2 separate regions of the Homo sapiens genome follow, and region 2 is linked to region 1. The links are chromatin contacts, found by Hi-C in ENCODE. All regions are on one chromosome and are shown on one strand. The core of a region is the stretch at or near the end of the contact, and the rest is flanking DNA. Distances in the headings are between cores, read along the strand shown.

What was found. A loop is a pair of places that touch in the nucleus more often than their neighbours do. Pooled maps may share reads with other maps.
Region 2: a loop to region 1 is called in a map of B cell, with 23 times the contacts of the local background. The contact joins the promoter of CNOT10 here to the promoter of SLC4A7 in region 1. A Hi-C loop is called at or near these places in 3 of 168 maps with a recorded cell type or tissue (B cell, CD8-positive, alpha-beta T cell and naive thymus-derived CD4-positive, alpha-beta T cell) and 6 of 50 pooled maps.

The regions. Positions count from the first base shown.
Region 1 is chr3:27,481,475-27,486,106 of GRCh38, reverse strand. SLC4A7 (solute carrier family 4 member 7) reads left to right here and starts at 1,723. Exons shown (of 26, transcript NM_001321103.2): 1 at 1,723-2,040. The coding sequence starts at 1,981. RefSeq lists enhancers at 1,065-1,194, 1,673-2,449, 2,465-2,524, 2,555-2,764, 2,925-2,984 and silencers at 1,325-1,804, 1,835-2,194, 2,225-2,294.
Region 2 is chr3:32,683,148-32,687,779 of GRCh38, reverse strand. It overlaps CNOT10 (CCR4-NOT transcription complex subunit 10), which reads right to left and starts at 2,592. Exons shown (of 19, transcript NM_015442.3): 1 at 2,298-2,592. The coding sequence starts at 2,319. RefSeq lists a silencer at 2,482-2,791.

The DNA.
Region 1 (4,632 bases), core at 474-2,973:
ATAGAGGCACATCTGCTCTTGTACAAGTAAGTGAACAATGTGTGCTGGACTGGAAGTAACTCTCTGGGAAATTTAGGACAAAAGGGGACTAGGGCCCAAAGAAGGAATGAGTCATCCAGCATACCTAGCTACCTATTGCTGACAAAAAGCTTTACTAATACCCAGTTGGAGATGAATAGGATGTGAGCTCTGGATCCGCTGATGTATTTATATATCCTTCCATTGCATGGCTTCAGTTCTTCCCAACTAAACCTCTCCTTATCTTTTTTTATTTTATTTTTTATTTTTTTGAGACAGGGTCTAGCTCTGTCACCCAGGCTGGAGTGCAGTGGCGTGATCTCAGCTCACTGCAACCTCTGCCTCCTGGGTTCAAGCGATTCTCCTGCCTCAGCCTCCTGAGTAGCTGGGATTACAGGTGCCTGCCACCATGCCTGGCTAATTTTTGTATTTTTAGTAGACACGGGGTTTCGTCATGTTGGTCAGGCTGGTCTCGAACTCCTGATCTCAGGTGATCCGCCCGCCTCGGCCTCCCAAACTGCTGTAATTACAGGCGTAAGCCACCGCGCCCGGCCAAATTTCTCATCTTTATGAAACACTCAAGAGAAACCTGTTAACAATAATGAAAATTATCAGCATGCTATGTGCCAGGCACTTTTATGAATATAAATCCCCTTAATCCTTCAATGAGCCTGCATGGCAGGTATTACAATCATCCCGTTACAGAAGGGATATTTGAGAGACGGCCTACAGGGTGGACTCAATAATGTGGCAGCTGGCCGGGTGTGGTGGCTCATGCCTGTAATCCCAGCACTTTGGGAGGCTGAGGCTGGTGGATCACCTTAGCTCAGGAGTTCGAGACCAGCCTAACCAACATGGTGAAACCCCGTCTCTACTAAAAATACAAAAAGTTGCCGGGCGTGGTGGCGCGCGTCTGTAGTCCCAGCTACTCAGGAGGCTGAGGCAGGAGAATAGCTTGAACCCAGGCAGCGGAGGTTGCAGTGAGCCGAGATCATGCCATTGCACTCCAACCTGGGCTGGTGCAAGACTCTGTCTCAAAAAAAAAAAAAAAAAAAAAAAAAGTGGCAGCTGTCGTGGTGCTCAGTGGGCGAGCAAGCACAGGAGGACACCTGGTCAAGTGTACCCCATCTTTCACGGTCCCTGAGTTGGGGTTCGTGCCTACTGGATTGACAGAAAAGAAACTTCCAGGAGTCGTGAAGACTCGTTAGTTGCTTCGGAGGGTTATCCTGGGCGTCCTTGACAGAGGTGGCGTCCTCCTTCCCTGCAGCCTCTAAAGAATGTAGTTAGGAGCCAAGGGAGGTGGTGACCCCCCACCCCATTGAGAACGTCAGGGGAGCTTCCGACTTGAAAAACTAGTTAGACGCTCAGCTTCGGTCAATTAAGCTTATACAAAGAGGGGCGGTGCGTCCTGAGGAGGTGGCACGGGGGAGGCGAGCGGAAGTCCGCCAGCCGCCGATTGGCTGGGACAAATGTCCGTCCCGCCTCCCTCCCGCCCCATCTCCCGGTGGCCTAGCGGCGCGGCCCGCGGGCGCGCTGAGGAGGCTGGCGGTGCCAGACTGGCAGGGGGCGTGACCCGAGGAGGCGGGGCGGGGGGGCGTGTCTTGCCTGGCCCCGGCGCCGGGCTCGTCACGGTTTGCGGCTCCGCCCCCGAACCCCTCCTCCTACGCGGCTCTCCTCCTTCCCGCTCGGTCCGCCGGTTCGCTCAGTTCTAGCTTCAGGTTCCACGCCGCGGCCTCGCTCTCCTACTAAAGCCAGCCCAGCAGTCGCAGCGCGCACACGCACGCCCCGCGTCTCCCGCGCCCGGCGCCCGGCTCTCCCCACGCGCGCACACCTCGCGCACGGACGCACCCACGTTTGTCCTCGCGCGCCGGGGGCTCGGCGGCGGCGGCAGGGGCAGCGGCAGAAGCAGGCAGACCGCGCGGGGCAGTACCGTAGCGGCCGTCACGGGCTGGCCGGCCGGCCATGGAGGCTGATGGGGCCGGCGAGCAGATGAGACCGCTACTCACCCGGGTAACGAGCAGGGTGAGGGCGCCGCGGCGGTGGGGCTCCTCCGCAGGGGGAGGGCGCGGGGCGAGGCAGACAAAGGCGGGGGGCGCGGCGGGCGTCGCGGCTCGGCCACCTCGTCCCAGGCCCGTCGCCCCTCCACCTCCCGGCGGCCGGCGCGCCTCGCCATCCCCTTTGTGTGGCGGCCTGGGGCGCGGGTGGGAGGGGGCCAGCGGCTGCGCTCGGGAGGCCCGAGTCGGGGCGGCCGGCGGCGCGCCGCGGGCATCCTCTGCGCGGCTCAGGCGGGACCCCGACATCCCCGCAGAGGCCGCCTGTGACCCCGACCATCCATCCCTTCCCTCAGCGCTCGCCTCCCCTGTTTCTTAGCGCGCTCCCCAGGCGGGGTCCCGGTTCCGGTTGCCTTGGCGCAGGAGTTTCAGATTAGCCCTCGAAAACCTATCTTTCTTCTCCTTCTAAGGAGGACGGCGGCTCCACCTGTCTCTAGCCCCAGGCAGTGGTGAAGAGCTGGTTGAATCTTTCCCCCTCTTTCCGAGTGTCCCCTCCCGCTCCGCGGTGCGCTTTGTTCGGTGAGTTCTCCGGCCGCGTGGACTGGCCGCGCTCCTTCCCGGCCAAGGCTCTTTCGCTGTTGCCTGCCGGGTCCGCCTTCTCCACTGGCTGGGACCCGGGGAGTATCCTCCTGCCGCAGGCCAAGTAGAAGGAGGAGGGTGTCCTGAGCTGTCTGGTGCTCCTTCTCTAACTCAGCTAGCAAGATCGCGTTTCCTACTGAGACTGGCTTTGATTTCAGGGTTAGAAGAGAATGGGGATGGACTTAAGGCCGGTGTTCCCATTTGTGATGATGGGTGAACGGCCCATGCTCAAGAAGCGGACTTCCTGCTTTCTTTAGAGCACATGCGTCCCCGCAGTTGTCTCTTTCTCCTTTCCAAGTTCGTGACTCAAAGGAGATGGAAGTATTCTAAATTTTCCTACTTCTAATTTTTACTATGCAACCAGCAAAGGCGGGAAGGTTGCAGGGAAAATTGTCCGGTCTTTCACAACTAAGAGGAAAATTACTTCTCCTATGTTTTTATTCAAGAGTTGTCTTTAAAACTGCCTGCCGGCTTTCCCTTTTAACTTTTAGGATTATAGTTAAGGTTATGGAAAGTAGTCATTCATTAGTTCAGTACGTTCATATAAGTTCTCTAACATAGAAGAAAACTCAGTCACCAGACAGTGAAGTCATTTAGCAGTGGTTATTGGAAGATAATTCACAGTGATGGTAATGGAATACTGGAAACTCATCCTAAATAATCTGTAATTATTATTATTATTATTTTGAGACAGAGTCTCGCTCTGTCGCCCAGGCTGGAATGCAGTGGTGCGATCTCGGCTCACTGCAACCTCCTCCTCCCAGGTTCAACCGATTCTCCCGCCTCAGCCTCCGGAGTAGCAGGAATTACAGGCACGCACCACTATGCCCAGCTAATTTTTTGTATTTTTAGTAGAGACGGGGTTTTGCCATGTTGTCCAGGCTGGTCTGGAACTCCTGACCTCAGGCAATCCACCCGCCTCGGCCTCCCAAAGTGCTAGGATTACAGGCGTGAGCCACCGCGCCTGGCCTTCTGTAATTCTTTGTGTAGCCTTTGAATAAACTGTTTTATAGTACTTTCTCTGTGTATTTCAAGTATGATGTTGTCTGTTCTTAAATTTATTTGCAAATTTTCAATTGAGCAGTAAAGTGCATTCGAGTTTTCACGGAGCTGGATAGAAACTATGGTGTGTTCTCAAATATTGCCTGCCTAGCTAGTAGAGAAAGCATGTGATAAGGCCATTGCCCTCCAAGTTATTCATTCATTCATTGTAATAACACTTATTTAGACTAGTGTTTATGCTATTTAAACTATTATTTACACTATTTACTGTAGTGGCCAACAAGGCAGAACCAACTCCATCCTAATATTTATTTATTTATTTTTGAGACGGAGTTTCGCTCTGTCACCCAGGCTGGAGCGCAATGGCCTGATCTCGCCTCACTGCAACCTCTGCCTCCTGGGTTCAAGTGATTCTTCGGCCTCAGCCTCCCGAGTAGCTGGGATTACAGGCATGTGCCACCATACTCGGCTAATTTTGTATTTTTAGTAGAGATGGGATTTCACTGTTGGTTAGGCTGGTCTCGAACTCCTGACCTCAGGTGATCCACCCACCTCGGCCTCACAGAGTGCTGGGATTACAGGTGTAAGCCATGGCACCCTACCCAACTCTATCCTAATAGAAGTGATATTTGAGTTGGGAGACAGATGACAAAGGAATTATTAAACACTGCTGTTAATGACGTGGTAGGGGAGCACTTTAGAAGGGTAAACCTCCTAAGTCTTTGAGAAGATAAGGCTTGGCTACTGTTAACATATATAAATCAATAATAGAAATCAAATACAGTAAACTAGCATATAGTCTACGAATAGAATGGGAGAATAGTAAAGCTGTAGGTTGAACTGATTTGAAAACAGGAAAGAGGAACTATTGGCGTTGATAAAATTAAATCTTCGCTCACCCAGTTTTGGTAAATAAAAGTCGTAAAAGTGAGAGATCATGATATTCATCAGTCATAACTCTAACTCGCAGCAGACTGCTCAG
Region 2 (4,632 bases), core at 1,343-3,842, 5.2 Mb before region 1:
GCTCACAAACCACATTAGAGTGAGGACGGCAGGGCGCGGTGGCTCACGCCTGTAATCCCAGCACTTTGGGAGGGCGAGGCAGGCGGATCACAAGGTCAGGAAATGGAGACCATCCTGGCTAACATGGTGAAACCCTGTCTCTACTAAAAAATACAAAAAAATTAGCAGGGCGTGGTGGCGGGCGCCTGTAGTCCCAGCTACTCGGGTGGCTGAGGCAGGAGAATGGCGTGAACCCGGGAGGCGGAGCTTGCAATGAGCCGATATCGCACCACTGCACTCCAGCCTGGGTGACAGAGCGAGACTCCGTCTCAAAAAAAAAAAAAAAAACAAAAAAAAAAAACCGTGAGGACTTAAAAGGAGAAAGAAAATACAATAAAAATTAAATAAAAAGAATGATGACTTGATGCCCAAAGCATGTACAGTCTTAGAAACTTTATAGGAAGGGGAATGACAGGATTCAATGAATGTCTTAGGACATAAAAAAAGCGGGGGGCGACAGTGAGGAAAATGGATGGGATAGGAAGAGACAAGAGACAAACACCAGTGAGAAGACTACTCAATGCGACATAGATCATATTAAAAGATAAAGGCCAGAAACACAGCAGATGAGATGGAGATGAGCAGAGATTCAAAGGAGCTACACTAAACACTCATCTATTTTATTCAAATTTAACCTTATATCAAAGCAGGAAGTTTCCTTCAATATGGCCTATAAACTTAAACCAATGAAAAAAACAGTCCCCTAATCACTGTGGACCTTATTCTTCAACTACACACATTACACAGCTCTTACCAAACAGGAGTGCAGCTAGGATATGCCTGTCTCCTCCAACAGACTGAACAGCAGGTCTTCAAAGGCAGGGAGTGTGTCATATCCATTATTCAACACTCAATCTTTGCGAATGAATAAATGAACAAGTAGAAGGCTTTATGACTGAGGATTTGAAAACTGGATGGGCTTTAGGTCTAAAAGGGTGATTTCGGGCAAGCGCAATGGTATGAGCAAGTAGGAATGGTAAATGTGGGGAACACAGACACTATTCTAAAATAAGGAGGAAGATGTTGGTCCCCTGGTCCAGCCTTGGACAGGCCATGCCGTTTTCCTGTCTAATAGTCTCTCCCTCATCCACCTTTCCTCATTTCTTATGGCTCATTCCCTCACTTCTTACATATCTCTGCTCAAATATCATCTCACCAGAGGCCTTCCCTGAACAACCTATCCAAAATTTCACAGCACATTCCTTATACCCTCTCAAGGCCTTTGTTCTGTTGTTTTTCTTCTTAGATTATTGAAGAGATCCTCTAATGATTTTTATTCCTCTGTACCTAAAATAGAATTGGCTTAATTTCCAAGTGAAGTTCATTTGTCAGTTATTGTGACCAGAACCTACTAAAATCCACAGCACACTGAGTTTTTCTTTAATTTTAAATTAAATTCACTGTAAAAATTTTAAGTTCCATCACTTTTAAATCCTGTCACTTAAGTTCTTTCCAATAAAACCTGGATGCCACAAAGAATATGAATTTCTTGCGGGAAACATTCCGGACAAGGTCAGGAAATAATTTTATATTCCTTAATGTGGAAGATTCTAGGAATGGGAGCAATAATCCATAAAGAAAACCATTGAGATTAAGTAATTTCGAGGAACTAGAGCAATTAAGTACCAAATGCAAGATTTTAGGAGCACAGACTGTAGAGAGACAATAGGATTTTATGCCTTTTTAAATAAGTGGTTTACTTTGAGAGGCCAAGGCGGAAGGATCGCTTGGGCCCAGAAGTTCGAGATCAGCCTGGGCACCATAGCGAGACCCCCGCCCGTCTCTATCAAGAAAAAAAAAAGTGGTTTTTACAAAGTTAATTTCACAGGAGTCAATGACCAGAGGAAGCCACATGTGGTCAAAACAGCCCAGGTGAATCCCAGCCTCAGCCACGCGATATTATAGGCAGATGTGTGCTCCAGGGTGACTTTCTCTTGTCTGCTTTTCCCACGAAGAAGCGGAAAATTCTGCGAAGCGGCAAAATACATTTAAGCTTTTTGGGCCGGAGTTATTCTGAAGAGCAGGGCAAAGGCGGCCAGTGGCGACTTCAAATACTGCACTTGAGTAAAACAACTATTGGACCCGGGGCCCGAAGACTCATGTTAGCGACAGCCGAGACAGAGGATGGGGTAAAGAAATGCACGCCCAAATTCAAGTCGCCCTGGAGTCCCCACCCCGGGCCCCGCCGCCTCCGAGTTCAGGGTCCGCCCGGCCCCGCACGTCCCGCCGTCTCGTCGCTCGGGACATTGGCGCCCTACCTGCAGGCTTGTCTGCAGCCATCTTCCCGCTTCGACTCGGGTTCTTCCCTGCAGGTGGCGTGGCCCTGACTCCCGCCGCCGGGCTGGCCGCTGTCCTGGACCTCCGAGGACAACTCTGTGCCTACCCCGGCTCCGGGCCCCCAGGTTCCGGCTAGAGGAGTGGGCAGACGGCGGGCTGAGGAAGTGACGAGAGCTAGTTCCCGTCGTCTAGCAACAGCAACAGCTTCCCCACCAAGGGACCGCCACAGCCTCCCGCCATACACAGCTTCCGCCTCACGGCGTCCCGGTACCCACTACTTCCGGGGGCGGCAGCCTGCCGCGCCTGGAGCGCCGGCGTGGGAACTGCTACTGGCCCCGCCCCACGCCGACGTCCCCTCCGCGCCCCGCCTCCGGCCGGACGTACTCTGGCTGGAACCTCTGGATGTTCACAGGGCTGACGCGGTGGGACGTACGCGCGTCTGTCCTTTGCTTACTCTAATTAAAACACCGAGGTGTCAGAGCTTTTGTCCCTCAATGTTACATAATATTACAATAACCACATCTGACATTTATGTGCTAAGCACTGAGCCCTGCACTTGGTCTGTACTATCTCATTGATTTCTTGCAACCCCATGAGAGAGGCGCTGTTGAGGATTCCCGTTTAAAAAGAAACGCCTTTTATTTTAGAATAGTTGTAGTTGTGCAGAAAAGTTGCAAAGATGACACCTAGAGTTCCTGTCTCCTCACCTAGTTTCTCCTATTGTGAACATCTTAATTATTTTACTATGTTACGTTGATCACATCTAAGAAACCAGTTTGATTGGCGCACTATTACTCACTAAACTACACATTTTATTCACATTTACCAGCTTTCTTTCAATGTCCTTTTTTTGTTGTTGTTCCAGGATCCTGTCCAGGACACCATATTGCATTTATTCATTATGTCGTCTTAGGCTATTTTTGGCTGTGGCAGTTTCTCAGATTCTTCTTGTTTTTGATGACCTTGACAGTTTTGAAGAGTTACTCCTCAGATATTTGGTGGAATGTGCCTCAATTTGGGTTTGGCCAATATTTTTCTCATGGTTAGACTGGGGTTTTGGGTGTTTAGGAGGAAGACCACAAGGTGACTGGCTGTTCTCATCACATAGAATCAAGGGTACATGCTGTCAAAATGACATCACTGATCATGTTAACCTTGATTACCTCTCTAAGGTAGTGCTTGCCAGTTTTCTCTACTGTGCAATTACTCCTCCTACCCTTCCACACTACTTTGGAACCAAGTCAATAAATGCAACCCACACTCAAGGTGGGAAGGCGGGGTATTTAAGCTCTACCTCCTGCAGTGGGGAGTATGTACATAAATTATCTTCCCCAAGGGAAGTTTGCCTCTTCTCCCTCACTTAGCTATTTATATCAGTATGGACTCATGGATGTTTATCTTATAATGGTTACATTCCAATACTACATTATTTTGTTGCTAAAATTGTCCCAGCTTTGTTAATTGGGAGATTTTTCAGGTTTGTACCTGTTTTTTTCTTTTTTTTTAACTTTTGTTTTAAACTTTCTTTTAAAAAAGTATTTGTTTTTGGCCGGGCGTGGTGGCTCACACCTGCAATCCCAGCACTTTGGGAGGCCAAGGCAAGTGGATCACTTGAGGTCAGGAGTTTGTGACCAGCCTGGCCAACATGGTGAAACCCCGTCTCTACTAAAAATACAAAAATTAGCTGGGCGTGGTGGTGTGCACCTGTAATCCCAGCTACTTGGGAGGCTCAGGCAGGAGAATCCCTTGAATCCGGGAGGCGGAGATTGCAGTGAGCCAAGATTGCCCCACTGCACTCCAGCCTGGGCAACAGAGTGAGACTCTGTCTCAAAAAAAAAAAAAAGTATTTGTTTTTTCTTAAACTTTTTAATTCAGGCTAACATACACAAAGAAAAGTGCATGAATCATAAGTACAGTGTATTGACTTTTCATCAACTCAACACATACATATAACTAGCACCCAGAGAAAGGGCAGAGCTTTACCCATATCTGGGAGTTCCCCTCATGCCTCTTCCCATCTCTCCACAAAGATAATCATTATGCTGACATTTAACACTATGGATTAGCTTCACCTGCTTTTAAACTTAATGTATATACATTATACAATATATTTTTTAGGGTCTAGCTTCTTTTGCTCGATAGTATGAGATTCATTGACATTGTTGAATGAAGTTGTATTTGTTTCTCATTGTTATATATTATAATGTTACATTATGTGAATATTCCTTAATTTATGTATTCATTTTATTGTTGGGCATTTGGATATTTTATCTATTTTGAATAGGGCCAATATGATTACTCTAGTATGACTTTTGA